Linked DNA regions of Homo sapiens: region 1 is linked to region 2. A link is a loop called in an ENCODE intact Hi-C map of the cell type or tissue named here. Cell type or tissue: heart right ventricle. All regions are shown on one strand. Links, peaks and the distances in the headings refer to the core of each region. The heading gives the core; the rest is flanking DNA.

Region 1 (15,306 bases), core at 4,808-12,807, 110 kb before region 2:
GTGGGGGGCATCTTTAACCCTACCTTTCCTCTCATCACCACAGCAAATCTGTGACAAAGTCCTGTCTTTCTTAATTTTAAAATAAATCCTAAATCCATACTCTTCTCTCCACCTCCACTGTAACTGCTGGTACCCAGGGCACCATCATCCCTTCCGGCCGATGGCATCAGCCTCTCACAGGTCCCAGCTTCCAATCTCCTTCCTCTCTAGTCCACTCTCCAAACTGCAGCCAGAGCTGACTCATAAAGTTACAAATACTATCAAGTGGGGGCACTTGTGAACTGTCCTCTATTTCTCTTTGTTTTTAGAATAAAACCAGACTCAGTCCCATGACCTTCAGGGTCTGGCTTAATTTGACTCCTGTCCCCCTTATTCACTTCATCTTATTCCACTTTCCTCCTTGCTTGCTTATGGTCAGCCACAATGACCACATTTTAGTTCCTTATCAACATCAACCCTTTCTCCAGGTACTCACTCTTCTCTCAGCCTGCACTGTTCTGTCTCCCATTCTCTCTTTTTTAAATTTATTGATTTACTTATTAAAATTTTTTAATTTTTAATTTATTTTAAATTTTTTAAAATTTTTTATTTTTAATTTTAAATATATAGTACATAGATATATTTGTGGGGTACCTGAGATGTTTTGTCTCCCATCCTCTTAATGGCTGGCTTATTACTATCCTGCAGACCTCTGTTCAAACTCTGCCTTCTAGAGAAGGCTCTGTCTTTCCTGCCCAAGGGGGCCTCCTTTATTAATTGGTAATCTCATCCCCTGGCTTATTTCCTCCATGGCTTTCATCACAACCTGTAATTATCATCTGTGTTTTTTGTTGTCTACATCTATGAACAATGACATCAAACACAGTTGTGTGTGGTGTGTTCTCAACAAAGAGTTACCTGTTTCTATAGATGTTTTATGCTAGATGTTGGGGAAATACATTTTAGCGAGACCATTTTTGTATTCTCTCCAGGATGTCAAGGAACTTGAGGTGTATTGGAAGCCCTGTAGAAGTGGAAGTGGCAACAACACCGTACAAAATGCTATCATGGAGCCAAGCACAAGCTGCTAACTTTGTCTGGTGTTGGGGGATCGGGGAAGGAAGGGTTCTAAGTGAAGTGTCATCGCGGGTAGGCTTCACTGAAGAATGAGAAGGGATTATCTCAAGAAGTAGGGAGGAAAGGACATGCTCAAGCACTTCTCTGCCCCTAAAAATATCAAAGACACATTGACTCAGCAGAGCATGCCACACACAAAAATCGTGAGGGGTCTCAAGGGAGTAAAGTGTGTCTGTTGAGAATAGGATATGTGAGAACAGCACACTTGAGTGTGATGGCTCAGAGGCTGGATTCTGAAGTCAGACCACCTGATTGGAATTCCAGTTCTGTCACTTATTAGCTGTATGATTGCAAAAATTTACATGGCTCTGTGAGGCTCAATTTCCTTCTCTGCGAAATGGGATTTCTCATGACAACTTCCTTAAAGGAATCCTGTAAGAATTAAATAAAATAAATATTTTGCAGAGTATCTGACACATACTGACTGCTGAAAAAATATATATAAAAAAACAAGAGTACCGGAAATCATATCACTCAAACACTTAATACTTTAACATGTTAGTGTTCCAGGCTTTAGAATAGGGAATACATAAATATATATTTTTGTGACCTAAGAGTGGGAAAGGATTTCTTAAATAAAATTGAAGAAGTGCAAAAAAATGAGACAGAAAATGGACGCATTGGATTGTATTAAAGATTTCTGTTCAATTGAGGTTATCATAAGTAGACATATGGCAGAATGAGAGAAGATATTTGTTATTTCTAAATCTGAGAAGGGATTTTTTTATCTATAAAATAAAAGGAAGTCCTTCAAATCAACAAAAACCCAGCAAATTTGATAGAAAAATGGACAAGGGATATAAACAAAAAAAAATCATAGGCAACAAAACCCCAAAGGCTAATGAGCATAATAATTGCTTAACTTAATTTTTATCAGGGAAAAACAAAGAAATAAACATTGAGATATCCATTTATTTTAATTAGACTGACAAACTAGGAGCTGGAAAATGCCCAGTGTTGGCAAGCATAGGGGATATAGAAAGTATAGACTGGGCTAGCCATCCTGGAGAGCAATCTGACAGTAAATTAGAAATATACGTAGCAATTCCACTCCCCGGTATATATCCCAAATATATTCCCCAAAAGTGTCTTAGAAGATATATCTGTCAGGATAAGTTCAGTTGTGTTGTGAGACAAAGAATCCCCAATCTCAATAGTTTGAAACAATACAAGTTAATTTCTTGTTCATACCATGTTCCATTACACATTGGCAGAGGCCTCTCTGCTCATCCAGTCTCTTGAAAACTATGCTGGCAGAGCAGGCTCTTTTTGAACATGACTCATCCCTGTACCAGGGGTGAAAAGCATGTACTTGTGGGGGTCCTCCATGGGCAACTAAATGCCCTAGCCCAGAAATGATATATGTTACTCTTTATACAATTCATTGGCCCAAACCAGGCACATGGTCCACCTGACAATAGGGCGTCAGAAATTACAATCCTACCATTTGCTGCCATAGAGTGCTACTCTCTGACCAGCACAAGGGACATATACAAGAATATCTACTAGAAGTATTGGGAGGTGGGAACATCAGCTTAGATGCGTTCATATTAATACATTTGAATTTTTAAATCACGGTGTCGAATTAAATAAAAGAAAATGAGATAAAATTTTTAATAAAGCAGATATTTTTACATAAATATTGTTTTATGTAAAATAGTATTTATGAACTATTTATATAACATAGTATTTATGTAAAAATACCTACACATTTTATACAATAGACATTTCCATGGCTCCACCCTCTGGGCCCAAGTTTCTACCCTAAGGGCCATACCTTCTTTTCCTTGAAGGGTAACACACATTTGCAGCTGAGTAGTTTCATCAGCCAGTTTCTTGCTTGTAGAATTTGGGGAGTAAAACAATCTTCCTCCATTCATCCTTTATTCCTTTTGATTCAAGCTGGCAGTGTTTATATAACTGGTAATGTTGGTATAACATTCTCAAAAACCTGTGGGTCTCCTGTATATATCATAAAATTCACACAATTAGACAAGAAGGTCTCCCACAGATCTTTCCTGGGTCACCCCATCTCCATTCTTCACTTCTGCAGATAGTTGAGAGGAATCATGAGCCACTCACGTAATCTCTTCAGCAAAATGTTGTCCAGCCACACCCTGGGCCTTCTCTCCAGAGCACACCTTCCTTACAGTGAATATACTACTTTTTCTGTCCTTTGCAGTCTGATAGGTTGAGAATTTCCAATATCATCAAGCCCTAGTCCCTCTTTATTTAACAGTTTTCCTGTCAGTTTATCTCTTCTCACATTTTACTACAAGAAGCAAGAAGAAACCTGGCTTCACCATCAATATTCTTCTTGGAAATATCCTCAGCTAAATATCAAAGGATGTTGCTTCTAAGTTCTGCTTTCCATACAAAACTGTAGAACACAATTCAGCTAGACTTTCTGCCACTACATAGTAAGGATCCCCTTTCCCGGAGTTTACAAAATCATATGTCTCATTTCCTTCTAAGTCTGCACTAGCATCAGCTTTAACATTCATCTTTCTATTAACATCCTCTTTATGACAATATATGTATTCTCTAGGATAATACAGGCTTTCTCTATCACGCTCCTCACTTCCTTATTAGTCCTCACCAGCAGCATCCTCAGCAACCATTTTTCTACCAACAGCCTGTTTACAACAATCTAGGCTTTATCTGTCATGCCCCTCAAAATTCTTCCAGATTCTGCCCATTATCAAATTCCAAAGCCACTTCCACATTTTTATGTATTACAGCAGCATCACATTTTCATTACCAAAATCTGTATTTGTTTCCTGTGCTTTTCACAAATTACCAGAAACTTGGTGGCTTAAAGCAATAGAAATTTATTATCTCACAGTCCTGGAGGCCAGAAGTCCAGAAGTGGTTCCACTGTGTTGACATCAAGGTGTGGACAGGGCTGCATTCCTCTGGAGTGCCCAGGGGAAGGTCTGTTCCTGGCCTCTTCTAGCTTCTGGTGGCTGCTGGCATTCCTTGGTTTTTGGCTGCATCATTTAAATCTCTGCCTCCATGTTCACATTTCCTGGATTTCCTTTGGAGGGCCATTGTTGGGTCTATCACAAATATTTATATGTATGCTCATATACTCTTTTATAATGTTAACATAGGAAATTATACTACTCAATTTCTTAGTGTTGAACCACACTTATATTTTTAAAACTCTACATAATAATCACTTTATCCTTTTGATGTCTTTACAGTTTTTCATTTTATGGAACTACCAGGCTTTATTTATGAAACTTTACTAATAAACATTACAGTTATTTTCAACCTTCCTGTATTATTTTATTATTGTAAAATTATTACATATGTACACATAATCTTTGTGTATTTATCCAACTCCTTCATTGGAATATATTCCCTGGAGTGGAATTGCTCAGCAAAACATACACATTAAAATTTTTTTATTTACCTTACCAAATCACCCACCAGAAAGTTTCCAATTTAAAACCTCATTTCTCATCTCTCATCTAAGAGAGTTTCTCATTCCCTCTGCATCTTGCCAAGTTCAGAGTACTAACAATTTATTTTCATAAGAGGTAGGGCATATTACTTCAATGTTTTCTTTTGTATTGCTAATTAAACAGCTGTTTTATTTTTATCAGTAGTCCATTTATTCCTGCAATTATCAATCTTTTCTTTTTTTGCAAGAACTTCTATAGATGAAGATAGTAGCCTTTTATATTAAGATAATAACCTTTTTGTTTAGGTTTAAACTATATTTTAGTATTTTTTCATTTTTCACTCACTTCAACTCTGTTAATATTGCCTTTAGTTATATAAAGGTTTAAACTTTTTAGGAACTAGATTATGTAATGTTGTTTTAAGAAAATCCTTCTTTACTCCAGGAATATCAGCCATTACTGTTAAATGTGACCTTACTCTCAATCACAGGATGGTGAGGTTTTAAGAGCATTTGTGTTTCACTGAGTTATTTTCTGGGTCAATTCTGGGCTGTCCCGATACTTTTATTTAATACCGCCTAAATCTGCCTCTTGAATGCCAAGGTTTGGCAAACCATCTCAGTTGGCAAACCATCATAAAAATATTCCGCAGAGCCATCTTGATCAACCTCTTAAGTCAGATGAGTGTTTACCTTACCTATTGTTCATGTTTATTCTGGGTTTTTATAAAGTTGGGGCACTTTTTTTTTCCCTTCTGTTTTCTTCCACTGAAAGCTGAAATCACTGTGCTCTAGAAGCAAATAACTAAAATGAGAGAGGGAGCAGACACCTGAGGGACGTCACACAGTTCTAGTCTCAAAGTTATTTAGGGGTTGATGAGTATGAGAATCACAGCGTGGTGTGTCACAGCTGACATGTGGTGTCTGAACTACTTTTGTCAGTTTGTGTACTATTTTAATCCCAGGAATAAACAAAGAAAAAAAAACTTGCCTGATACTAAAACTTTGTTGGATATAAAGTCAACTTAGAGCCTGAATTCAGACACCAGTTCTAGACAATAAGAGGGTACATTTTTTCCCCTCTCCTTAAGTAAAGAATTTTTTCAGGGTCAGCAAAAGTCCAGATGAAGTAAATGTTAAAAGATGTGCCTCCATAATAGTTTATTTTTCTGTCTGAATTCTTAATCAGGTCCATATTTAGATTGTTTGCATTCATCTTAATCACTTATCAGAACTGTTTCTTTCCTATATTAACTAATATCAAGGGATGGATGAGAGCTATCAATTAAATTTTGCTCATGCCTGCCTCTCTTGAGGACTAGTATGCTTTCCTTTAGAGCTGTAATCAATGCAGATCCCTTCAGGGTATCCACCCTTGCAACAGCTGTCATCCTAGCTTACCTCAATGAGGTCATCACAGGCACACCTAGTTTTTTTAATTTTTCCTCTATAATTAATTTCCTTGAGTCACTGAATACCTTTATCTACCTTCTGCCATAAACGTCTCATTTTCTCTAATATCCTTATTTGCAGTAAGTCAACCAGAATTGAGCACAACATGGCTTTTCCTTTCAATGGCGCTGAAATAATTTCTTCTGACTCATGCTCTGCACACTGAGCAGTGACAGGACAGTCTGTGATTGTTTGTTTAAGCACTTGTATGTTAGATTATTTAACTGCTTGTTTAATTGTACCTCACTGAGTGTTCTGCTCTCTGTTAAGCCTTGTTATCATTTGAGGCTATTCACCAAATACTTCTCTCTTATTCTAAATGGTTCGAGGAAAATATTTACCTTATTTCCTCAATTTTAAGATGCACTACCCCCACCCCCAACACACATATTTTTACATTTCTGCAACCAGAATATGTTCTAGAGTCAACGTGCACATTTAATGTAGTGTTTCCCTTCAAAAAGAGTGTCTTAGAATGGCTTAGAAGCCTAGAGCTGTGGTAAGTCAAAGATACATAAAACTGTCTCATGTGTTCCAGCCACTAACGCATGATCTTAACTCTTTTTTTGACTTTATTCCTCAGGTGCTTTGGGGGAAAAAAGTACATTTGCATTTCATGAGTTTAGGCCTGAGCTTTTGTAGTTTAGTATCATTGACTCTCCTTCCTCTTTGCTATTTCCTCCCATTGGATCATTATGGTATTATTATTAAAAAGTAAACTATTCCTGGAGACCCTCTCTGCTTTTGAGAACATCTCCCATCTCCCTTCCACTTAGACACACACACTACCTTTTTTATGCCTGGCCATTTGGCTTTAGTCTTAACTTCTTTGCCCCTGAGTCTATGGAGGAGTCTTACATGTTGCCCATTATATCAAAGCTTTGTGGAAGTCAAGGGTGGATTATGTATAAACACAACTTTCTTTGTCTTGGCACTTCCTCATACATTTTCATAAAATGTTAACTGCTGAATTCCATTAGCTCCAAAAAGAGAGTGAGTAGAATGCCAGGTTTGAATGTTAAAGTTCTACGTTAAACTTTCAAAAATCTAAAGCCATCTTCATTATCTACAATCCTTAAAAAATTATCTAATCAAAATGTTTACTGGATGCAAACATTTTCAGTCAGCACATGGAAGTCTGAGAGATAGGTAGATGAAAAATAGGTATATGTTTGTATCTATAAAAGTATGTGAGTATTTTTGCTTAAAATCTAAATAATTATTAGTGTATTCATTTCTACATATACATAAATTGATATGTAATTGTGGATTACATAAAATTGATCCATGTGATTGCGTACATGTATAGAAACATGTAAACTTAGCCATACCTTTATAAACCATACATAATTCATTTAATGACGTGCAATAGAAACTAGGTTAAAATTTGAGCTCTGCCATTGTCTTACTTTGTGAAACTAAGTCACTTAAATGTTCTGACCCTCAGTTTTATCTTTGTAAAATAAGTATGAAACAATAATGCTGCCATACATACCACAGAGGCCTATGTGGAGGATCATTCAAAAAACTTTTTTAACTATAAAATACTTTATAAATATTAATAATGTTTAATGAGATATGTATAAATACCTCAACTTACTCATAAAAAATCCATATTCTTAAAATAGTATATTTTTCAACAATTTAGTATTTCTTTTTTATTTACAGCTGATATGTAACACAAAATAATTGAAACTTTCTTTTTAAAATGAATTGGTTTAAAATATATTAAATATATATTAATCTATAATGTATAAATAATATATAATATATACATAAAATTTATCATATATATTTATTGTATTATATATAGTTGTACATGGTTTTAGATACCATAAATATATAGTATAAATTTATAACAGATGTCAACTTATTTTCAGTGGTCTTATCTTCAGTAGTCTAGTTCAGAAAACCTATAAGAAAAGGAAAAACCTACTTTTAAAAGTTATGTTTATTTTCTAGCTGCTTAGGTTTAGCATACAAACCTATATAAATGTGATTTGTTAAAATAATGGCATAAGTTACATGTAAATTTAAGAAATGAAATCAGTCCTATGCAGATATCTATGGCCAAAGTTATACTGCATGATCAAATACTTGCAAAGACCTATCATAGCCTTGCAAAATTAATCTTAAGTTAAATATAGTCTGTGAGGCACTGCTGCACTGGAGTTTCTGGATGTCAAGGTCACCCTAGAAATGTCCCAGGAGAAGGCTCTGGATATCACTGACTCAGACATTTAGAATCACCCCTTTTAACACTGTGCTTGCTGAGACTTGCAGGTATATTCTCTGTATTATAGCTTGTAAATATAGAGAAGCTTTCTCACAGCAGCCACGCCTATGAGCATCTTCAATGACTTTACCTCAAAATCAACCACATAGAGTCAACTTGGATGAAATCTTTATTGTGAAGCCTCCATTCTCATGTGAAAAATACCTTTTTTGGTGGGGGCGGATAGGGTAAAGAGCCTTATAGTCTTTGTCAACTGCTCTCAGGTAGAATGACTAGACAGGGAAGAGCAACATCCAGTGAAGTACAATTTGGTTTACAGACCCCCAAAAAGTATCACAAAGTAAACTGCTGGATCTTCTTTCACAGTTGCACATGTGTCTGTTCCCACCTCTTCTTAAACTTACTGCTTTCCAGTCAAGCAGCGGAGTGTAATTCCCCTGTACTTGAATCTAGAGCAGCCTTGATAATTGGTTCTTTCTGGTGGTGTGCAGGAAATGCTACCCCCAAAATATGGCACCATGGCATACTAAGTAGTTTCCATTTAAGGAAATTGACAAAATCTGCGGAAGCAGGAAGATCTCTCTGACCTGCTCCTGTCCCCTCTCTTTTGAAGCAGGTCATAGAAACTGAAATTCCCCTCACTCTTCCTTCCATAAAGCAGGACATAAAACATAGGAAGGTCATTCTCTGACCCTTTCTCCCCTGAAGACCTTCCTGTGGCAGGTGTCCTGACCTACACCTGGAGAAAAGAAATGTCACACAGAGAGGTCAAGAAGAGTCTGAATGAAAAAGGCTTTGCTAAAGTCTCACCCCACCTCACCCAGTTTATTGCCATTAGATCACATCCTTTTGTCTTCTAATCATATTTCTATGTGACTGTCCACAGTTTTCCCTGGGTCTTTGGGTCTTCCTCTCTGGAGGCGCCTATGTAACATAAAACTTATATTAAATATATCTGTATGCTTTTCTCTTATTTGTCTTTTGTTATAGGGGTGTCAGCCATGACCCTTGCAATGGGTGAGAAAAGGAATTTTTCCTCCCCTACAGTTCATAGCCAATAAAATGTGTAAGAAGTGATACAGTGTGACAGGTCATAAAAGGTGACATGGCTTTGGCCTTGTTCACCAGGACACTAGCCTTTTGAGCCCTGAGCTGCCATTTAAGAAGTCCAATCCTGGGCGAGGTGGCTCATGCCTGTAATCCCAGCACTTTGGGAGGCCGAGATGAGCAGATCACAAGGTCAGGAGATCGAGACCATCCTGGCTAACATGGTGAAACCCTGTCTCTACTAAAAATACAAAAAATTAGCCGGGCATGGTGGAACGCGCCTGTAGTCCCAGATACTAGGGAGGGTGAGGCAGGAGAATCACTTGAACCTGGGAGGCAGAGGTTGCAGTGAGCCAAGATCGTGCCACTGCACTCCAGCATGGGCGAAAGAGCGAGACTTCATCTCAAAAAAACAAAAACAAAAACAAAAAAAAACAACGAAGACAAAAAGAAGTCCAAATATTCTGAGGCCGCCAAGCTGTGAGAAAGCCTCACCCACAAGGAGGAGCCACACACTCATGGACCTGGCAACAGCCTCAGCTATAGTTCCAGCTGACAACCAACATCACCGTCACACATAACTAAAAATGCCTCTAGGTGATTCCAGCCAATAGCCTTTGCATCTTCCCAGCTCAGGCTGCAGATATCATGGAGCAGAGAGGCAAGCCAAGCCCACTGTGTCCTGTCTGAGTTCCCAACCCAAAGAAATTATAAGCATAATGAAATGATTATTTCATGTCGCTAAGTTTTGGGATAGTTTATTTCATTGCAATAGTAATTGAAATACCTCCTAAGTAAAAAAAAAAAAAAAAAAAAAAAAATCTTTCTTTCACTATCCTCTCACAACACACTTCTGACACCAGATGTGTGGGGATTTCTCCCCACCAGCAAGCAATTGATCAGTTCTGCAGTGGACACCAGCTGGCTGTCCTCCAATTCAATTCTGACACTATCTACTTGGAGATAGCATCAGATCTTGTGGGTTGAGGGCTCAGTCCCCAAAACTGCCCCCTGCCCCGACACACTTTGAATGCCAATTACAAGCCCCAGGATATTTTATTTTACCTATGTGTTTGTGACCAACTGGTTATAAAACTATAAAACAGGGTTCTTTGGGCTTGATTAATTTGCTAGCATGGCTCACAGAACTCAGGGAAACACATTTACTGATTTATTACAAAGATTATTACAAAAAATACAGACGGAGAGATGCATAGGGTGAGGTAAGGGGAAGCGGCCTGGAGCTTCCATGCCATCTCCTGGCCCAACACCCTCCAGGAAACTCCACATGAGCTATCTGGAAGCTCATCCAAACCCTGTTTTTTTAGGTTTTTATAGAGGCTTTGTTACATAAGTATGATTGATTACGTCATTGGCCATTGGTGATCCTCTTTAACCTTCAACCTCTCTTCTCTTCCCAGAGTTGCCAGTGTGGGCTGAAAGTTCCAACCCTCTAATCTGCCTTGGTCTTTCCAGTGACAGTCCTCATCATGAAGCTGCCTAGGGGCTCCCAGCCGTCATTAGCATACAAAAAGACATCAGCTAGAGATTCTAAAGATTTTAGGGGTTGTATGTCAGGAAATGGGAGGAAAACCAAATATATATTTCACAATACATATCACACCTTCCTTCGACTCTAGTTTGGGCTCCTGACTTGCTTTGGTCAACAGAATGAGGAAAAAGTGGCAGTGTGCCAGTTCTGAACCTAGGGCTCAGGAAGACTCGCCTGTTTCTGTTTATGTGTCATGCTCTAGACGTCACAATGAGAACATGCTTAGACTAGCCTGCTAGAGAATAAGGGACATGAGCCATGCTTAAGTCATCCCAGTCATCCCAGTTGAGGACAGCCTAGATCAACCAACAACCAGCCAAAATTCAGACATGGAGCAGAGCCACCTAGCTAATGACTCCAGACAGAGAATAAATGAATGTGTGTTGTCCAATGCTGCTAAGATTTTTGTGGATTTTTAATTAATTAATTACTTTTTAAAAATACAGATTCTTGCTCTGTTGCCAGGCTGGAATGCAGTGGCACAATCATAGCTCACCGCAGCCTCTACCTCCTGGGCTCAAGCGACCCTCTGGTCTTGCCCTCCCAAAGTTCTGGGATTACAGGCGTGAGCCACGGTGCCTGGCCTTGTGGATGTTTTTTAAGCAGCATTACTGCAGCAGATGATAATCAATACACCATTTTAAAAATCCAGAGAAGACATTAATAACACACCCTCCTTTGGTCTCATAGTCCCCTTCAGCTACTGCCTTGTATGTCTACTTTTCTTCACAACAAAACTTCTCAGGTTGATTACCTACTGACAGTTTCTACTCCCTCACCTCCCATTCTTTCTTCAGCCCTAATCACTCTGACTCCTGCTCCCACCACTACTCTGGAATTGCTCTCGTCAAGTCAGCAATGACTCTCATGGTGGCAAATCTGATGATCAAGTTGCTTTGTGATCTCACTGGGCTCTGTAGAAGCGTTCAACATATTTGATAACTCTGTTTGTCCCTTTTTTTCTTTTGGCTTCTGAAATACCTCCAGGTTTTCCTCCTATTTCATTGGTTATTCTTTTTTTTTTTTTTTTTTTTTTAGATGGAGTTTTGCTCGTGTTGCCTAGGCTGTAGTGCAATGGTGTGATCTTGGCTTACCACAACCTCTGCCTCCCAGGTTCAAGCAATTCTCCTGCCTCAGCCTCCTGAGTAGCTAGGACTACAGGCATGCACCACCACGCCCAGCTAATTTTGTATTTTTAGTAGAGACGGGGTTTCTCCACGTTGGTCAAGCTAGTCTTGAACCCCCAACCTCAGGTGATCCACCCACCTTGGCCTCCCAAAGTGCTGAGATTACAGGCATGAGCCACCATGCCCGGCCGGTTATTCTTTTTTTTAAAAAAAATCATTTTTTTTGCATTATAATGAACCTTTGCTCGTTCATTTTTTTTTTTCAAATACTTATTAGGCACCTATTGTGTGTCAAGCATTTTTCTGAATGTTCTGGTCACAGCAGAAAAACAAAACAAAATCCTTGCCCTCATGGGGCTTACATTCTAGTGACAGGAGACCGAAATACACAAATAAACAAGTAAGTGTATATCACATGGTGATACATTCTATAGAGAAAAATCAAGCAGATACAGGGGGATAGATAGTGATGGGGTTCCTATTCTAAATAAGGTGGTCAGTAAAGTCCTCATTGAAAGGGTGACATTTGCACGGACCCCAGAAGAACATAAGGAGTGAGCCATATGTCTTCTGAGGGTGGAGTATCCCAGACAGAAGGAACAGCAACTGCAAAGGCCCTGAGGCAGCAGTGAGAGTAGCAGGTCCCCCTGCCTCTTTTAAATATTTTATTATACTCATTTTCAAATCAATCGCTTGGCTTTTCAAATTGAAAGCTTCACTAAGAAAAAACAAAACAAAACAAGAAAACAAAAAAAAAAACAACAATGAAGCAATCCCTCACAAACGAATGTCTCAATTTAACACAGTTTAGGGTATGAGGAAAGGAAGGCCTTTTATATCTCATCTTGGATCATTTGCTCCAGTGTTCTGGAGCAGACTCTCTGATCTCTACACAAATGCTTACTGCTTATCTTTAAAAAATCTTTTTAAATGGTGACTCAGCTGGGTGCTTTCCAGTCCCTCTTCTCTTTCTGCACTCATGCCTTGGGGGAGCTCATCCATTTCCATAGTTTAAAATACCATCTAGAAGCTGACAATGCTCAAGTTGACAAGACTAGTCAAGACCTTACTGCTGAGCTTACTCAGATTCCAATAACCAACTAGATCACATCTAATGATCTAGATGTGATCTTGACACTTCCACTCGGGCATCTCAAAATTACCTACTTCCAAAGAGAACTCTTTATTACATCAATACTCCACAAAACTCAACCCTATCGCCCCAGTATTTTCCGTCTTTAGAAATGGCCATCTACTCAGTTGCTCAAGCCAGAACTCTGTTATCATCCTTGATTTCTCTCTTTTCACTATACCCCAAGTTCAAATTATTAATCACTTAGACTGTACCTCCACACCCAGGCACTTCTTTCTATCTCCACTTCACCCATCCTGTGCCAAGGCACCAGTACTGAGTACCATATCCATGATATTCATGGGAGAAGCCACTGCAAGTGTAAGATAAGAAAAATGAATCTAGACCATATCATCACACAACCCTATTTAACTAAATTTAAGATAAAGCAAACTTCCTAAAAGGCCAAACATATATATATATATATATATATATATATATATATATGAATATAATACCCAATGTTGACTTTTTCAATTAGTTTTATATTTTGCTTATGAACAGTATTTTATTTATGATATTGGATAGATCCCTGTGTATAGTGAGTTTTAAAGTAAAAATGAGCAAAATTTAGGTTGAGAAAATATTCAGAGGTGTGGAAACATCTCAGTGCTTTTTGTAAAGTCACTTTCATTTCTCTGATTTTATGATTTTTATATGTTCTAAGATGAGGTTGACAACTCTGGCCCTTTCTTACTCTAGTCTAGTTTATTAAATTATTAGATTCCTGGCTTTTACAATGTGAATAGAGTCTTTTGTGAACATGAATAACTATTATTTTAATAATAACTCACCATGCTAAAAATTGGCATTTAAATTTATAAATAAGATCAGAGCTGCTGACCTCTTTCAGTGAAGAAAAGAACAAAAAGAGTTAAGTTAGCAACTCATTCTGATAGTCCACCTAAATCAATTAGGATGTTAAATCCATGCATAAAATAATGTTTAATAAAAATCCTTTAAAGGGAAAATTGTTTCATTTTAAACTGAATGAATACAAAAGATGACATGAGTTTCCCGGATTACCACTATGAGGCTCTAAGACACCAGACTCAGGCATTGCTAATAGTTCAACAGTAATTGGAATATTAATAGGACATGTCATTCTGATTATATAGAATATGCATCAGAGTATTTTACCAAACCCTTCTGGATTGATTGGAGATTGCCAGAGAATAATCTGATTGTTGCTTTTCTCAGTTTAAAAGCCCCATTTCAGTATGCTTCTCGCAGACTCTATTTGAGGACATATTCAAAATAAAATCGATGCATTTATAACTTAATTAGCTGGTCTATATTGATTCGTGTTCCAGATATCCAGTTTGCATAGCATTATTGCTTTCACTAACTACTTGTAAATATATCCTAGGTGCCATATTGGGTTAATGCACTAGTTTTTTCCCCCGGAGGGAACTGAACTAGCAGCTGCCATAAGTCATCAGTAAAGTTCTATGTTTCTCAGTTTTCTGCTAGTCAATACATGTTAATAAGATGTCAAACTCATTTATCACTTAATCTCAGTCAAGTCCTGGGCTCTGTATATAACATTAGATCAGAAATGGTTGTTTTACAATGAATGTACTGTTCAAAAGTGAAGGGAATCTTGGCATTTAAACAGTTGGCTCTCTCTGCTCCATGGTTTATATAAAAGAGGGGTCAGGATGTCACTGGAACAATGACGCAAGAGCATAACCTGCCAGGGTTTGGATCTAGTCACCTGTTCTCATCCTGCCCAGTTTCAGAAGCGGAAGATGACTTTTCAACTTTGCCTGCCACACGTTTACCCAGAAGTTGTCATATAAAAAGAAAAAAGAAATCAGGCCATATGTTACTTCAATATTCTCCTGACTTAAAAAAGCAGTGGAGTCCATGCTATATGCCCAGGACTGGTCACTCTTCTCTAATTACATCAAGTGAATTTTTGAACTTTGCTCTCATAACATGCAAATATTCCCCAAGCAGTGGAGGAATGGCAAAACTCAACTCTTGAGGACTGAAGCAAACAGAGGCTTAAAGATGTAAATGGACTTCAGACTTGAAGCTCTGGCTCTCTGGGCTTGTTTAGGATGTCATTGATTTACTTACTCCATAAAGGTGGAGAGAGAGAGGATGGGGAGATAGGTTTAATTAATCTTAAATATCTCTGCAATTTAAGAATTGTAGGCCTGGAACAGTTCCTGTACTAACATGATTAGCAAATATTGACTTTTGAATACAATAATAATGTGTCATCTA
Region 2 (15,306 bases), core at 3,269-11,268:
CTGACAGATAATGTCTTAAAGGGATCCTAATTTACTTGGGAGATGCGATGAGAGACTATGAGGCTCAGAAATCTTCTCTTTATTTTATTCTAGATGTTTTCAACCTGTTTTCACTTGAAGTTGATAAGTCTATATCTAATGAGCATTGACCTCTGGAATTTGAGAAGATGACAGAGAATGAAAAATTAAAGTTTCTTCTCTTTCTGATGCTCTATTGGTGAAGAGAGGGTACATATGAAAAAGATCTACAAATACTGTCCTAATTTCACAGAAGGTGGTAAACATATAGTGCTCACTATTTATATGCAACCAGTTAGACTCTCCATTCATAAACTCAGTTGTAAAAGAAATCTTCATTTAAAACATTTTTACATAAAACTAAATGCATCTGTGGCCTCTTTTTTGCCTGGCTATTAGAAAATTTAGTAACAGCTATTATTGCAGCCTTCTTTTTCAAGGATTGCTGCAGAATTTCACCCAAAAGATGAGCAAAAGACCTCTTACCCTGACCGCAGCATAGCTGTTGCTGATTCCTTACTGCCCAGGCCTGTGGTGGCAGTAAGGACTAAGGGGTGTGGGTTTAAGGCAGATATAGAAATCTCAGGGAACCTCAACTAGTAAGCAGAAGACAGAAGTCAAGACCTTCTTTGGCTATCACTTACAGTGTTCCTTGAAAAAACTTCCTCACCATTTTAAAGGCCCTGTTTCTCTTTCTGTAAAATTGAGGGTAAATACATTTGTATTCCAACTGCCTCACGAATAGTCAATTAGGTGGTTTTCTCTCACTTCCATACTTAGCAAATCAAAAAAGTATGAAAAGTATACTTTTCAGAACAAGTTCTAATGTCTTCCTCCTGGGAGGGAGGCTGGTCAGGAGTTTCTGTGCACCGGTGTTCCACGAGGCAACTAGGCCACGGCCATTGGAGATTCATCCAAGCTCACACCCAGGAGGTCCCCGGTTAACATGAAGAGCTCATGATACTTAATCCAGTGTTCTTTCTACTGCACTGTGCTGCCAGAACAGTGGTCACCAATTGCGCCACTCCCAAATCAATGTTAAACCGTGCATAAAACAACAGCACTGATTATGGGCTATGCTGTTATTTCAGGGGGACCATATCTAGTTGGAGAAGGGCTATATATGTCGGGTAAGGAATTGAGACTAACGAGACAGCAGAGAGCAGAGGTAGGCTTTTGTGTTTGGTTGATAGCGATGGATTCTACTGTACCTTTGTTTTTAATATTGGATCTTTCTCTGCAAATGCATGGATACAGCACAGAAACATCTATTACCTGTTTCTGAAACATCATCAAAAGCCCCATGGGCAGCAGAGTATAATGCAATGTGCCAACATGACAAGTGTGAAGTGTGTCAAGTCAGGGAACACCATAAATCCCCTATTCAATTCTCAAAGAATGTGATATACAAATGTCCATTCATCTTGCTCTCTCACACTTTCACCATTTTCCAAGGAGGCATCTGATAGGCTAGTGAGGATTCCCTCTGTGCTGAGCTCCTGAGGGCAAGACTCATTAACCATTTGGCTGTCTCTAAAATTATTACATCCAAGCACTCAGGGAAAATAGGAACCTGAGGTAGCATACCACAACTTGCTACTATCATTTGTCAAAAACTGGCACCAGGTAGAAATGACACAGGATAACAAGTCCAGAAGCATCTAGAACAAACAAGAAGGATTCATCATTGAAGACAGGCAGAAAACACCCCCCAACCATCCATCCTCATATCAATTATGCTAGTACAGACTCACATTCCCAAGGCCTAAACAAGTACGGTTCATATTCCCAAGGCCTAAAAAAAACAGTTGGACCTTAAAAAATTAGATTAAATTTTAAATAGAAACCAGACCTAAGAAAAAAATAAGTGCATTGTATTCTGCCTCTTTGTTTGTTCCTCATTAAGTACAGGTTTTCAAGAAAAAAATAAGTTAATGAGGGGAAACCTCAGTATTTGACTACAGAAAAATATATGCACCCTTCTCCCTGCATTGACAACATCAGGAGAGGTGTCAGGGATGTTCAAGACAGGGGAAGGGGTCAGCCCATCAAGAATTGGAAAGATGATCAAGAGGAAGAAGTGCTGTAAGCCTAGAGAATGGAAAAAAAATTGAAAAAAACAGCTAAAGTTTATAAGTACTCCCCAGGTGCCAGGACTTACTAAATTTTTAAAATGTATTATCTCAGTCTAATTTCACCAAAACTCTATATGGATAGTACTATTATTATTCCATTCATAGATGAAGGAAACCGAGGCACAGGAAAGTTAAGTGACTTGAAGGTTAAATATCTGAATTCAAGCAGCCTGCCCTAGAGGCCACAGTGTGAACAATAAAGCCAGTGGTTCTCTGTCTTATTCTTCCATCAGAAGCTCTGGAGGGCTTGTTAAAATCCAGCCCTAGAGTTTTTAATTCAATAAGTAAGACGGGAGTTTGCCTTTCTAACAGGTTCTCATATGATGCCGATGTTGCGGGTCCAGGGACCACACTTTAAGAAACATTGCATTTAGCTATATTGTCCTTTTAAAAGGGAAGCAGTCTAGTCAAAGGGAGTAACATTAGCAAATGCATAGATTAAAAACAAAACAAGTCAGGTAATAATAAAGAAGTGTATCTAACTTTAGCAATCATGTTGGTGACTCCAGTTTAAAAAAAAAAAAAAACCTATGTCGTAACAAAGACTTGGAAATCCTGACGTGAATATTGCAGTATATAGACAGCCATGCCATCCTTTTTATACATAAAGGATGTATAAAACTTTGGGAACCTACAAAGGAGGTAAGAACAAACAAACTCTTACAGGTAAGGCAAGGCAGATGGCTGCATCTTTAAAATCTATTGGCATACATTAATCATGAGTACGCTTAAGTCAAAAGGAAAGATGAAAAGAACACTTTGATGCTGGTGTGGCATAAAATCACACATTATATCTATATCCCAGACAGCTTTCTAAAGAAAAACAAACAAACAACAAAAAGCACCCTCCCAAAACACTAAGCAATATGGATCACTTTCTCCAACTCCATGTCAAAATTCGATCATTTTGTTTAAGTTTAGGAGTCTAGTGGAATCCATTGTCTTTGGAATGTGTTACAAGAGTCAACTGAGACCTTCAAAGAAAACTTTCACTTTTGGATTACAAGAGACACATTTCAACAGAGATGTTTCTCTCAAAAATAACAAAAAAATTATGCTAGTAAAATATTTTTTTAAATGCAAAGTGCTTTCTGTAGTAACCGAAAGTCCCCCAATCCTGGATACTACTTTTATTTCACTGATAATTTTGACATAGAAAAGCATGTACGGAATAAAATCATCCACCTAAGCCTTCTTTGGACATCTTTTACATCAAAGCCAAGAGGACACAAGGTGCCTTGGGCATTGTGACTCTCACGATGAGGCTTACAGCCTATTGAAAGACTTTACGTTTTAATTTATGTGTGTGAATACATTGCTACAATTCTCTCCCAAAATGTCTTAGTTTTAGCCAATCATGAATGTGCAAGAAACCCAGAAGATGGTATAAAACATTTATTTACCTTTCCCATTGAACCCCCTATTAGATCCTGTAAAGCCTACTCAGTGTGGTGGACTCTTTTCTCTTAGTTGAGAAGGGATGAAAGATGTAAATGAAGGGAGAAGAAAAATTTTATACAAAGTCAAATACAGTAAGTACTATGCATACTGCTCAGACAATCATAAGTACATAGGAACTTAGAGGACAGAGATATTACTGGAAATCTCATTAAGCTTTCTTGAGATGCTCTGGATTTCAGATTTGAAAGAAGGATAAGAGAGAACAATAGAGAGGGAACGTTCCAGGAAGGAGGGTGCTTCTGAACAAATGCTGAGCGATAAGACTTTCATTCTAGGATATGCCATTATGAAGAAGGTAGTAAGTGCATTAACATGATTGAGACAGCAAAGACCCAAGTAGGGCAAACACCTGGGACAAAGATAGAAAAGCATTCTTAGGCTTATCAGGGAGGGATGGGGGTGTCACACCAAGAGTAACTGTTAGAGGCAACGGGAAGCCACTGAAGAATTTGAAAGGAGTGACATGAAAAAAGTAATGATTTAAACAGACAAAATGGCAGCATTTCATAGCATATGTCCAAGAGTAAACCATCGGCTAGGAAACCACTACAACAGTCCAGACATGAAGCAACAAAGACCCAAACTAAAGTCAGGCCACTGGTAATGTAAAGGAAGGGATGACTGTTAGGTTCAGAAATAAGGAGAAATCCTTGTCCTGGCTATGACTGTGGTTGAGGAAGGAATAGCCAAGTAGTGATGTCAAGCTTCTCAGTCTCAGTGTCTGGCCAGAAACAGTAACTGAGGCCTACACGGGTTAAAGAACTTGACCAGGCTCATGTTTCATCAATGACAAGGTTGCATTTAGATATATGGGATCTCAGTTTAGTCTTCCTTCCAGTACTTCATGCCACCTCATGCATATTCGTACAAAGCTTTTGAGTCTTGACATTTCATCACACCACAATAACTCTAAAATCATGCAGCACATGTAGCAAATAACTCTAAAATCATGTGGCACAAAAAAAGCAATTTTTTCTATCTCCCAAGTTTTCATTGAAATGAGCACATTTTATTTATTTATTTATTTATTTATTTTATTTTTATTTTTTTTGAGACAGAGTCTCACTCTTTTGCCCAGGCTGGAGTGCAGTGGCACAATCTTGGCTCACTGCAAGCTCCGCCTCCTGGGTTCACACCATTCTCCTGCCTCAGCCTCCCGAGTAGCTGTGACTACAGGCGCCCGCCACCACGCCTGGCTAATTTTTTGTATTTTTAGTAGAGATGGGGTTTCACCATGTTAGCCAGGATGGTCTCGATCTGACCTCGTGATCTGCCTGCCTCAGCCTCCCAAAGTGCTGGAATTACCGGTGTGAGCCACCGTGCCTGGCCAAGCACATTTTATAAGAAATTTTTCCAAATTCTAGTATGATTATTTATAATGTCATAATTATAGATTTTTTTTCTAAGTAGAAATTCTGTATGGTAACCCATTCCCTAGAGAGAGTAACCTCTCCCAACTCCTCATCCTTCATTGATTCAAAGGTTCTTGAGAGCAGGGTTCCTCAACCTTCACACTATTGACATTTTGGCCTGGATGACTGTTTGTTCTATGTAGGGGGCAGGTATTTCAGAATGTTTACCAGCATCTCTGGCTCCACTCACTAGATGCCGGTAGCAATCATCCACTCCTAGTTGTTACAACCCCAATGTCTCCAGACATTGTCAAATGTCCCTTGGGGGACAAAATCACTTCCATTTGAGAATCTCTGCCTTAAAGGTATTTTACAAAACTTACATCAATGAAACTATCATTTCAATTCAACAACTCTCCTAAGTTCTGTCTTTGGATGGTGGTTCTCTTATATGTGTGGGTGGGGGCGTTGGAGGAGAGTTGGGAAGATAAGACTCAATCACCAGTTGCCAAGTTTCACTTTAAACTTCCCCTTCGTGGGGTATCACTGCATCTGGAGCCAAATCGAAGGGGACTTGCTTAACTGGAGCCCAAAAGTCTTCTGTGGTCTTTAAGAAACACATGGCAACAAAGTGCTTTCCATGAACTCACTTTTCACTTAGAATCAACTAAATTCTTTTTTAGCTATTTAGAAGAGATCTTGTACCTCAGAACAAAAAAAATTACAACCATCTTCAGCAAATGTTAATATCTGAGTTATAAGCCCTCCAAAGGAGGGGACAAAGCTGGGTTCCCTCTCCAGAATGACCCTGGACTATGAGCCAAGACCAAGGCTATGGCCCTTTAATCTGAGAAGGACATGCCTCTTACCGTACTCTGATCATCTGCCTCAAATGGGCAGGCCTGCAAGGCAACAAAGTAACTGATGAGACCATCAACTATACTTTCTACAGCTTTATCTTTCAGATTCATCAGGAATTGAGTAAGAAAAAGGGACCTGTTATGTTTAATCATAAACTGACAAGACATTTGTATTTATGTGGCAAGAAGTTACATCTGCCAACCAGGCTCCTGTCTTAAGTAAAAGCTTCATGTCAGCTCTTCTGTTTACTCAATCGTCAGCTGCTTTCTGGTCTCACTTGCTTTACTATATATTTATATTGAAAGAATACATTCTCAGCAGCTTTTAGGCTCTTAAATGCATTTCAAGAGAAGACCAAGTCCAATCACTGTTACTTAATTAACACAATTGTGAAGACTTCAATCTAGCTACACAATAGCTTTCCTGACCTTGCAGAAGGAGGCAGGACTTCATTATTGAGTATATTGTTTCCTATAAACATATAAAACCCCTACAATAACAATCCCATCAGCCGAAATGAAGTTATCTGAGAACAGAATTAAACTCTAAATGACCTTTTGCTCTACTCCGTAGCCCCCTATTAATAATTTCTAATCTAATCAGTGTGGATAAATGCACTAAGGCTGGTCATGCCAGGCACTGGGCCAGCCCGGCCAATTGCCGTCCATCTGATTCATTCCAGTCCAGAGCTTGTCTGGAAAAGACGCATCCCTCGCTGAGAGGCCACTGCCTGATTTCTTCTTTTGTTATCTTTTAGCAGCAAAGTCATGTCCTTGTAACTGATAGACACGTTTCTTTGTAAATAACCCTGGAGTGACTGATAGAGCTTTTGCCAGACAAAGGCGCAAATAGCAAGGCATTACTCATGCCAAGCCGGAGAACACTGTGTCACGGCTGACAAATTTATGGGAGATATGAGCTCACCTCTTGCACAAATATATACTTTCCTGGCAAATTCATCACATGCTTTAATGGCCCCATACTGCATTTGTCAGCTGTCTGTCCCTGTGCCTTGTTGCCTTTGGTTTCCTGTCAAGGATTGTTTGTTGAAATCATCTTACAGCCCCATTCTTCAGCAGTGAGACCCAAGAAAGATCAATGATGACACCTGTATTGATAATATTTTACATTCAACTATTTGGCTGATAAATCATTTTAACAATGCTGATATGTTTATTGAGTGTCTGCCGGCATCACAATGATATGGAAAGCGATGCCAACTTAAATCTTTGCTTTGTTGGTCTGGTTTTTATTTCTTTCTTTTCATTTTCCCATAATTAAATGTGCCATAGTACAGGTTTTACTTCCCCATGTCAATCGCGAGCAAGTGAAAACAGGAGAAGGGGTGACCTTGCGCTTCCACTCATTGGTTTGTTTTGTAAAAAGGTAAGAATGGAAGCCTGGTAGTTATTGTTGGCCAAAAAGGTAGTTATTAGAAGGGAGAACAAGGGTTTTTAGGGTTCTGGTAATGTTCTGTTTTGTGACCTGGGTATTGGGTTCAAAGATATGGTCATTTGTGAAAATTCTTTAAGCTCTATGTTATAATATGTGCATTTTTTTCTGCACATACATTATAGTTTAATAAAAAGTTAAACAAAGATCAGCAAATGAATTACACATACACATGCACACACACATTATAAATACACAGTCTCAGAGTCAGTGTTTTCTACCTTGAGACTTTATATTACCTACAATCCCTTAAGCTTCTCCCTGGAAATATCACCTGTCCAACATGGAAATTACATCCAATAAGCATTTATAAGTGATCCTCTTAGCATCATCTCCACAGAATTTCAAAGAAAATCTTAGGGTTCTCAAATTCCTTAGCCTTTACCTCCTCTTTAGGACACTTTTAACATGGACTCCTGGGTCTCTATGAAAAAATGGAAAGAGACTGAGGCATCAATAAAAAGAAATAAAATTCTCCCTTGGTTTCTTACTCAAATTAACTTTGACTCAAGTCACACGCTCAGTCTATGTCTATGGAAACATTCAGATACATGTAAACATTCAGATGAAAAGTGAAAAATCCAACCAGCTGAATTGACTTACCTGTTGTTGGGAACACCTGTATGTATTGGCCTTATAGGAAGCCCTCAACAGACATTCACTTTCTTGTCTTTGGGCAGAACTGTATCATATGGCACCTCCAGTTGCAAGGACATCTGGAAGACAGAATATTTAGCTTTTTCAGACTCTGTATTAGAGACAGGTAATGAGATCCCCTTTGGGAATGAGCGATGAACTGGCCAAATTACAGTTCTAACTAGATAAGCGAAAGCCACAGCAGGCCAGGTGAAATGGAGGTACGGGAAAGTCCAGGGAAGAGTTGTTTAAATCAGTGGTTTCAACCTGGGATGTTCATTGTAATCACCTGGGTATCACCCTCAGCAATCCTAATTTAATTGGCCTTGGGTGTGGTCCAGCATCAGGATCTTTAAAAGCTCCTGTAAGTGATTCTAAGGCACAGCCAAGGTTGAGAGCTACTGGCTTAAAGAGATAAATATCAAGACTTGTATCCTCAAAGAAAATAGCAAAGGTATTAGGTATCTCACCAGCTATTATGTTTTGTGGATTTAAAGTCAAAGATTAAACAAAGGTTTTTAAGAGCTTATATCTGGAAAAGGAGTAAAAGTCTAGAAAAAAATTATTCCCTGATTTTGCAAACACTTGAGTGACAAACAGGCATTAGAACATGAGCAAGTTATTTTTAAAATAATATGTTGATTAATTAAGGTTCACTCAATCTAATAGTTGGAAATATTCATAGAAAAAGTGGGCAGTCTTATCTGTGTAATTAACTGGAAATACATCTCAGCTCCACCCCTTCCAACAGTGGGGGTCTAGTGTAAAATATTGACCTCTCGTAGAGTCTCAGTTTTCCCACTTATAAAATGCGAGAAATGATTGAACCTACCTCAAAAGCCTTTCTGTAAGGAATGATTGAGATAACCTGGATGAAAGGGTTAAATGTCTGGCATGTAGTAACAGCTCAATATCATCGTTCTTGGTCTCCCATTCAGCAAGCTCATTTACAAGCATTCATGTCACCTACAAAGAATTAGCAAGAATTGGGTCTGAAAAACACCAAGGTGACAATTTAATTACTGTTATATGAGGCTTGATGAACTATTATTCAACTATCCAGGGCAAAGTATTGTAAAAGAGATATAAAATGCTGCTGGAGGGACTTATGTTAGATATGATTTAAAAAAATAGTTAACTATGAAGGCAATAAAACATGATAAAACGTTAGTTGAAAAAGCAATGGTTTCTCCTCAGAAAGTCTGCTTTAATAGGAGATATTTTCATATTTCTAGAATAGTCTAAGCCATAGTGTGGTAAATAAATTAACTTTCAACATCCTTTTTGGTCTTTATGACTCAATAATTGTGACTCAACGATATAAACTTAGGAAGATGAAATTCAGATTTCAGTTGAGAAGCAATGCTGTTTCACCTCCCTGAGAGAATTGCCTTGTTTGTGAAATACTACAGAAAAACCTGTATTTTCTCCAGAAAATGAAAGGTCTTGGCCTGAGTAAATCAAGGCAGAAAACTCACCCCCGTGAAAGCTGCAGCTCTGAGAGTGTGTGGGCAGGGTGAGTGTCACAGGTTCAGGTTGTCTGGACTGCCCTTGGGACCCCAGCTCCTCCTTTCCATCATGTTGCGGTCCAGAGTTCAGTTCATACCATCCCAGATGATTTGGGGGTTTGCTTCCTCACTTCAGGCACTCTTTAAATAAGAGGCCTTGTCAGTGGCTCTTCCATCTGGCAGAAAGTGGGTGCTCAATAAATATTTGTTGAATGAGCCTGATCATTCTGATGAAAAGAGACCCCTTTGTTCTTTTGGGCCATTGGGTTTACCATTTACTAAACGGCCTGTGGCTTCCTGGTCTGACAAATTTATAGCACCTGTTTATGTCTTTCTCACCCACAGGCTTCAACAGAATACCTGTGGCTGCACTTACAAAAGGCAGCCAGAAGGACCCGTCCATTCTGGAAAGTACCTTTAGTCTGAAAGGTACAAATCAGAACTTTCACCACATTCCATCTGGCACTCACTGGTGGTGCCAACACCTCAAAAACCCTGCCGGGGCCATTTGTCACCATGTGGACACAGACAGACCACCAGTGAAAGTGGAATTTTTGAATGAGCTTGAATGACCTGCCTATATGTGTAGACAGCCATGGTCACTTTTTCTCCGTAGGATTAGATGTGCTGATTCTAATGTGGTTCACATTAGGCTATTTTCTTTTAAAAGTGAAATTTCTTTTGGAAGCCTGGACATTTCTAAGACGACTTCACATCTATTCACTCATCTTGCCTTCCAAAACAGCTGCTCACAATCTGAATATTAGACTACAAATAGCAAAAACAAACCTCTGTTGTTATTATTACTATATTATTAGGGTTTTTTTAGAATCCCAAGGAATTCTTTATATAATGTAGAGTAAGCTATTAGAAGGAAATCATTATTTTCAATGTGGTTCATCCCATGGAGGTATGGATGGAGAATCCCTGCTCTTTCCTGGAAATGGATGCTGGTTCTTTAGAACAGTGAGTCTTCTTCAAACTGCATAAAATAATCATTATGACATAATCAGCAGCAGTGTGTTACACTCTTGTCATTTTTCCCTAGTGCATTTCCAGGTCTCTATCAGCAGAATTGGAATTACTTCATCATTTTCAGCATTTCTTTTTCCTTTCCAGCATTTATTGCAGAAAAAATATGAGGCTTGCTGGTAGTATTCCCAGGTGACAAATGTGCACCCAACACCCTACAGAAAAGAAGAACCATAAAATAATTAATTATTCCATTGTAACTCCTGCCTGGAAAACATCTGGTATGTAACATCACATTATGCTTCATGTGGAGTGTTGTGAATCATCTTCCTTATGCACAGATCTTGTCTCCTCACTTAGATAACAAGCTCCCTGAGGGAGGGGAGACCACCATTTATTGAGAGCAAACCTTAGCCCATTACGTATTTTATTCTCTGTATTACCAACATCCCAGTGAGGTCTTTACAGATGAAGGAAGTGTGGGAGGTTTGAGTCATTCTTCCAAATGCACACAGCAACTGGGTAACATTTGGCCCCACCCTCAGCTTGGGCTCGTCAGTGGAAGTTTGCTCAGCAACAGAGACCAGCATCAATAATCGTGCTCAAGAGATTAGTATTATGAGCCCGGTATTACCGGCATGTTTGTGACATGAGTACTCCTGAGACTTCTGGAGTCAACTTTAAGAACAGCCTCGACTTTAAATATCAATGTTGGCTCAAGACCTGATTCAACATATTTTGAAAAACTCAGTGTTCTCCCCTCCGATCCCAGCATTAATTGACTAATTTAAACTAAAAATATATTGGGTGCCTTTTGTGTGCCAGGCATTATACTATTTGTTTAGGAGAGAGTGCGAAACAAGACAGAGAAAGTCTCTACCCACATGGAGTTTTCATTCCAGTGGAGCAGTGTGTTATCTATTATGGCATAACAAAGCACCCCCAAACTTAGTGACTTAAAATGAGAAACATTTACTGCCCTACAGTTTCTGTGGGTCAGGAATCTGGGTGTGGCTCAGCTGGGGGCCTTTGACTCAGGGTCATAATGCTACAAGGTGTGAGCTGGAGCTGTGGTCATCTCCAAGCCAGCTGGGAGGAGACCTTTTTCCAAAGTCACTCACACAGCCTCAGGTGTTTACAGGCCTCAGGTCCTTGCTGGCTGTTGGCCAGAGGCCTCAGTTCCTTGCCACAAGGGCCTCCCCATAGGTTACTCACAACATAACAGTTTGCAGCCCCCAGAACAAGGACCCCAGAGACAGAGTGAGAGAGGGCAAGAGAAGGCAAGATGCAAGTCACACTCTTTTTGTAACCTAATCCCATCACATTTCCTGAATTCTGCTCATTAGAAAGAAGTCACTAGATTCAGCCCACATTCAAGATGAGAAATACCAGAAGGCAGAGAACACTGAGGCTGTTTTAGAGGCTGTCAACCCCAGGGAGACAGACAGCAAATAAGTAAGCAAATAAATAAAAATGGAAGGTGATAATAAGTGCAATGAAAAGAAATGAAGCAGAGTAAAGAATCAAGAGTAGCAGTTGAGGGGTGAGTATTTTAATTAGGATGGTCAAGGGAGGTCTCGTTGCAAAGGTGACATGTAAGTTAGGATCTGAATGATATCTGGGATCCAGCTATGCCAGCATCTGGGCAAAGAGCTTATCAGGCAGAGGAGCCACAAAGTGTAGAAACTTGAGATGGGGAGGAGGTTGGTGTCTAGGAGAAATGGCAAGGAGCCCAGTGTGGGTAGATCAGTGGGAGGGAAGGAGAAAGTTGGAAGAGAGGAGGTCGGAGGGGCAAACATGAGCTAGGCTGCACAGGGCTTGGTCGACCATGGCAGAGAATTTAGAATTTATTCTGAAAGGAATGAGAAGCCATCGTGATCAGATTTACATTTTTAAAGCTCACCTCAGTTGCTGCTGTAGAGAAAGGGTGGTAGAAGGGCAGGAGAGGGAAGAGCAAGATCAGCTGAGAGATGACCACAGAGGCCCTTGTGAGATGGGAGGTGACTCACATGAGAGTAGAGGCGTCTGAGGGGCTCATTTGTCTCTAATAGTCTGCCTTCTACCCAGTGTCTCATCTTCTGTAACCATCTCACCACATAGGTTGACCCCAGTGTGGGCTGTCACCTCATCCCCTTTTAATTCCTCTGCCAAATGATCACCAACACAAGGAAGTGTACATAATGAACTCTACTCAAGTTCATGGTACCCCAAGGGGCTCCTGTTCTCAGAGCAACGCAGCAAACAATTTAAAATGTAATATCAAACACTGCCATTATAAAACAACTTGGCCCATGCCCCCGCTATCCCTGATGCCCACCATGTTACTAAGCCAACCTCTCTCCTTTGATCTTGTAGCTCCACACTTCCAATTTTTCTGGGTCCCTCATCCCCTCTTGCTCTCAGGCTGCTCACACACAAAAAAGTTTCCGCATCTTTTCACGTAAGAACAATTCGATGTCCCCTTTATTTTGCCTCCTGCCTCTAGATCTTGACTTGAGGTTTCACTTTTCACAATCAAAATACCCTATCAATGTGTTTTGCCAAACAATATCAACAGCAAATACATTTTCCTAAGCAGGATGCTTGGATGTTTTCACACCACTCTGACACATGGATGGAAGGTTAGAAGACAACAAAGGAATGGGCTGGGAAGGACTCCAAAAGCAGAATCAGAGATTATATCATTCCTTGGAAATGGAGAAAAGGATCAAAAAAGCTGAATAAAAGGTAGTCCCAGCAACAATGTCTCCTTGTGAACAGACTTTTGAGTATTTGGCTTTGTTATCCCCCAGAGAATACAAATGTCTCTATGGACACCAAGGTCATAATAACTCCACTTCTCCCATCCCCCTCACACCCTTTGGCAGCCTCATATATTCTCATTATAGTAAACTCAATTCACCAGAAAATTTCAAGAAAATTAAGTGCTTCCCTCTTCGACTGTTTACGTTCATTTTGACTTACTATATGAAGAGTCTAGGTACCCATAGAGTGTTCAGATTCTGCCAATGATGTCATACTTCAGAAGTATGGAAATGACTGAGGAAGAATTAATTTCTGATTCATGTAGCAATAAATTGAGGCTTATTGACTTGAACAGTACTTTTGCCAAGAAATTTTTGCTGCCAGAGTTTATTTACAGAATGTCATGATTTTCCAAAACATTATTGCTTCCTTTTTCAGACCATGCCTTCTGACTAGAGCAGGTAATTTGGGGAGGATTTACACATAATTATAGCCCGAATCCCTTAATTTATAAAATTGCATAGTACTTGGCTCATTAATGGCTGTTGAAAATGCTGGTCTAGTAAAATCATAAGGAGAGCTTTTACCTGGTGAATTTAGTTGTTGAAACAAAGTTGGACCCATTCCCAAACATAATCTGGAAACAGTCAGTCTATTGGGAAGGCACTGCCCTGAATGGATGGGCAATCTGGTGTTATGGACTGACCATCCTTACCCACTGGACTTGGCATCATCACCAACCTCTTTACTCAACTCCTTTTGGGCAATTAAGAGTTCCATGAGGATACTGACAAGATTCCAAAAAGCAATAAAATTACATAATGTAGTCCTGGTGTAGATAGAGGATTCCTGGTAATGACTCTGGGGCTTTTCTCATGAGCACATAATAAAGTTGTGAGCTGGACATAAAATACTCAAGACACAAGGAAGAGCTTCCCCACAGTTGCAGGTGTCTGTAGCTATCTATCTACTTTGTCTTGTTCTCCCACCCACCTCAGGCCCTGAATTGAGACCTGGTGAAAGAGGTAGTCTGAATTGTATAGAAGAACGCAGAAGTAAAACGGCTAACTTACCTGATTTCTATTCCTAAAGTTTGAGGGAAGGCAGAGTCAGATTTCAGGGGATAAAAGAGACTGTTGTGGCCCAGACTGGACTTTAGTTTCCTTTGTGATAATTGTGCTTTCGTGTGTGTGTGTGTGTGTTGGGGAATGGGGGGTATATGTATGCTTGTATGCATGAAAAGTTTACAAATGTTTCCAATGACAATATGGTCCCCAAACTAGGTTGATCATCAGAGTCACTTGAGGAGCTTTTAGAAAATACAGGCACCTGAACCAAACCATCCTGTGTCACAGGAATCTGTGCTTGTGAAACAAGCGTCCATTTAGGTGACTCTGATTGTTAGCTAGACTTAGAACCACCATTCAAAGACCCATTCCTCACCTCACCCTCACCATTTCTGTGCCAGCTCTCTTCCACTGATTTAGTTTCTCAAAATTTTCATTATCTTGTTTCCTTTATGTTTTAAACTGCATTTAGTCCATGCAAACTGTTTCTTTCTTTGGTTTACAAAGGTTCATCTTGCCATGTGGAGATATTTTTCCAATCCCGAAACATTTGCAATAATGGGGGATTCAATTCTATATTGTATCTCCAAATCTCTTAATGTCCTAAAATGGCCTCACCAGTCAGTAGACTCATCAATCTATGCATAACCAGATCTATGGATGTTTTTTAGGTCCTGGGGAAACCTCAACTGCAGACTGGTCAAGTGCTGCCCAATGATCTAATGACATGTTCACAAATTTGTATCCATACCAATTCTAGGCAAACATGGAGGAACAGAGTTTGGAGCAATACCCTGACTTACATTCAGTACTGTTAATGGCTCCAGCATCTTGAAACAAACCAATTTTGGATTTTCAGGTAAAGTTTGGCAAATAATTTTTCCTTACTTAAAGAAGAGAAAGGGCTTAAAATGGATTACATACAACTTTAAAGTACATGTTCTTACAAAACAATAGCTTCTTGAGCTAATTCTAGATAAATTAGTTATAAATGAATCAGAAACATATGGTTGCAACTTTTCTCTAAATAAAAGGAGACTAAAAATTCAGGAAAGGATCTAGAGACAAACATGAAGTAGATTTTCCAAAGGCCTAGACA

Evidence for each region. A loop is a pair of places that touch in the nucleus more often than their neighbours do. Peaks named below come from ENCODE experiments on the same cell type or tissue, not always from the same donor. Only the 100,000 strongest peaks of a DNase experiment are listed, where the experiment ranks them.
Region 1: a loop joins it to region 2, with 9 times the contacts of the local background. A loop is called at or near these places in 4 of 110 quality-filtered maps.

What each region holds. Positions count from the first base shown.
Region 1 is chr2:67,440,659-67,455,964 of GRCh38, forward strand. LOC107985891 (a long non-coding RNA gene) reads right to left here. Exons shown (of 3, transcript XR_001739520.2): 3 at 2,921-3,078. Among named protein-coding and RNA genes, the nearest start is that of ETAA1, 51 kb to the left of the region's middle. In heart right ventricle, for the core only: a CTCF peak has its summit at 9,753 (motif pointing right); a DNase peak (open chromatin) is centred at 9,858.
Region 2 is chr2:67,555,035-67,570,340 of GRCh38, forward strand. LINC02831 (long intergenic non-protein coding RNA 2831) reads left to right here and starts at 9,266. Exons shown (of 7, transcript NR_183413.1): 1 at 9,266-9,431; 2 at 9,769-9,852; 3 at 10,543-10,676; 4 at 11,742-11,850; 5 at 12,974-13,122; 6 at 14,968-15,066. LOC105374786 (a long non-coding RNA gene) reads right to left here. Exons shown (of 4, transcript XR_001739524.2): 2 at 9,394-10,610; 3 at 8,748-8,881; 4 at 1-7,995. RefSeq lists an enhancer at 10,618-11,817. In heart right ventricle, for the core only: no CTCF peak of the experiment used is centred there; a DNase peak (open chromatin) is centred at 6,551; H3K27ac peaks cover 3,305 bases.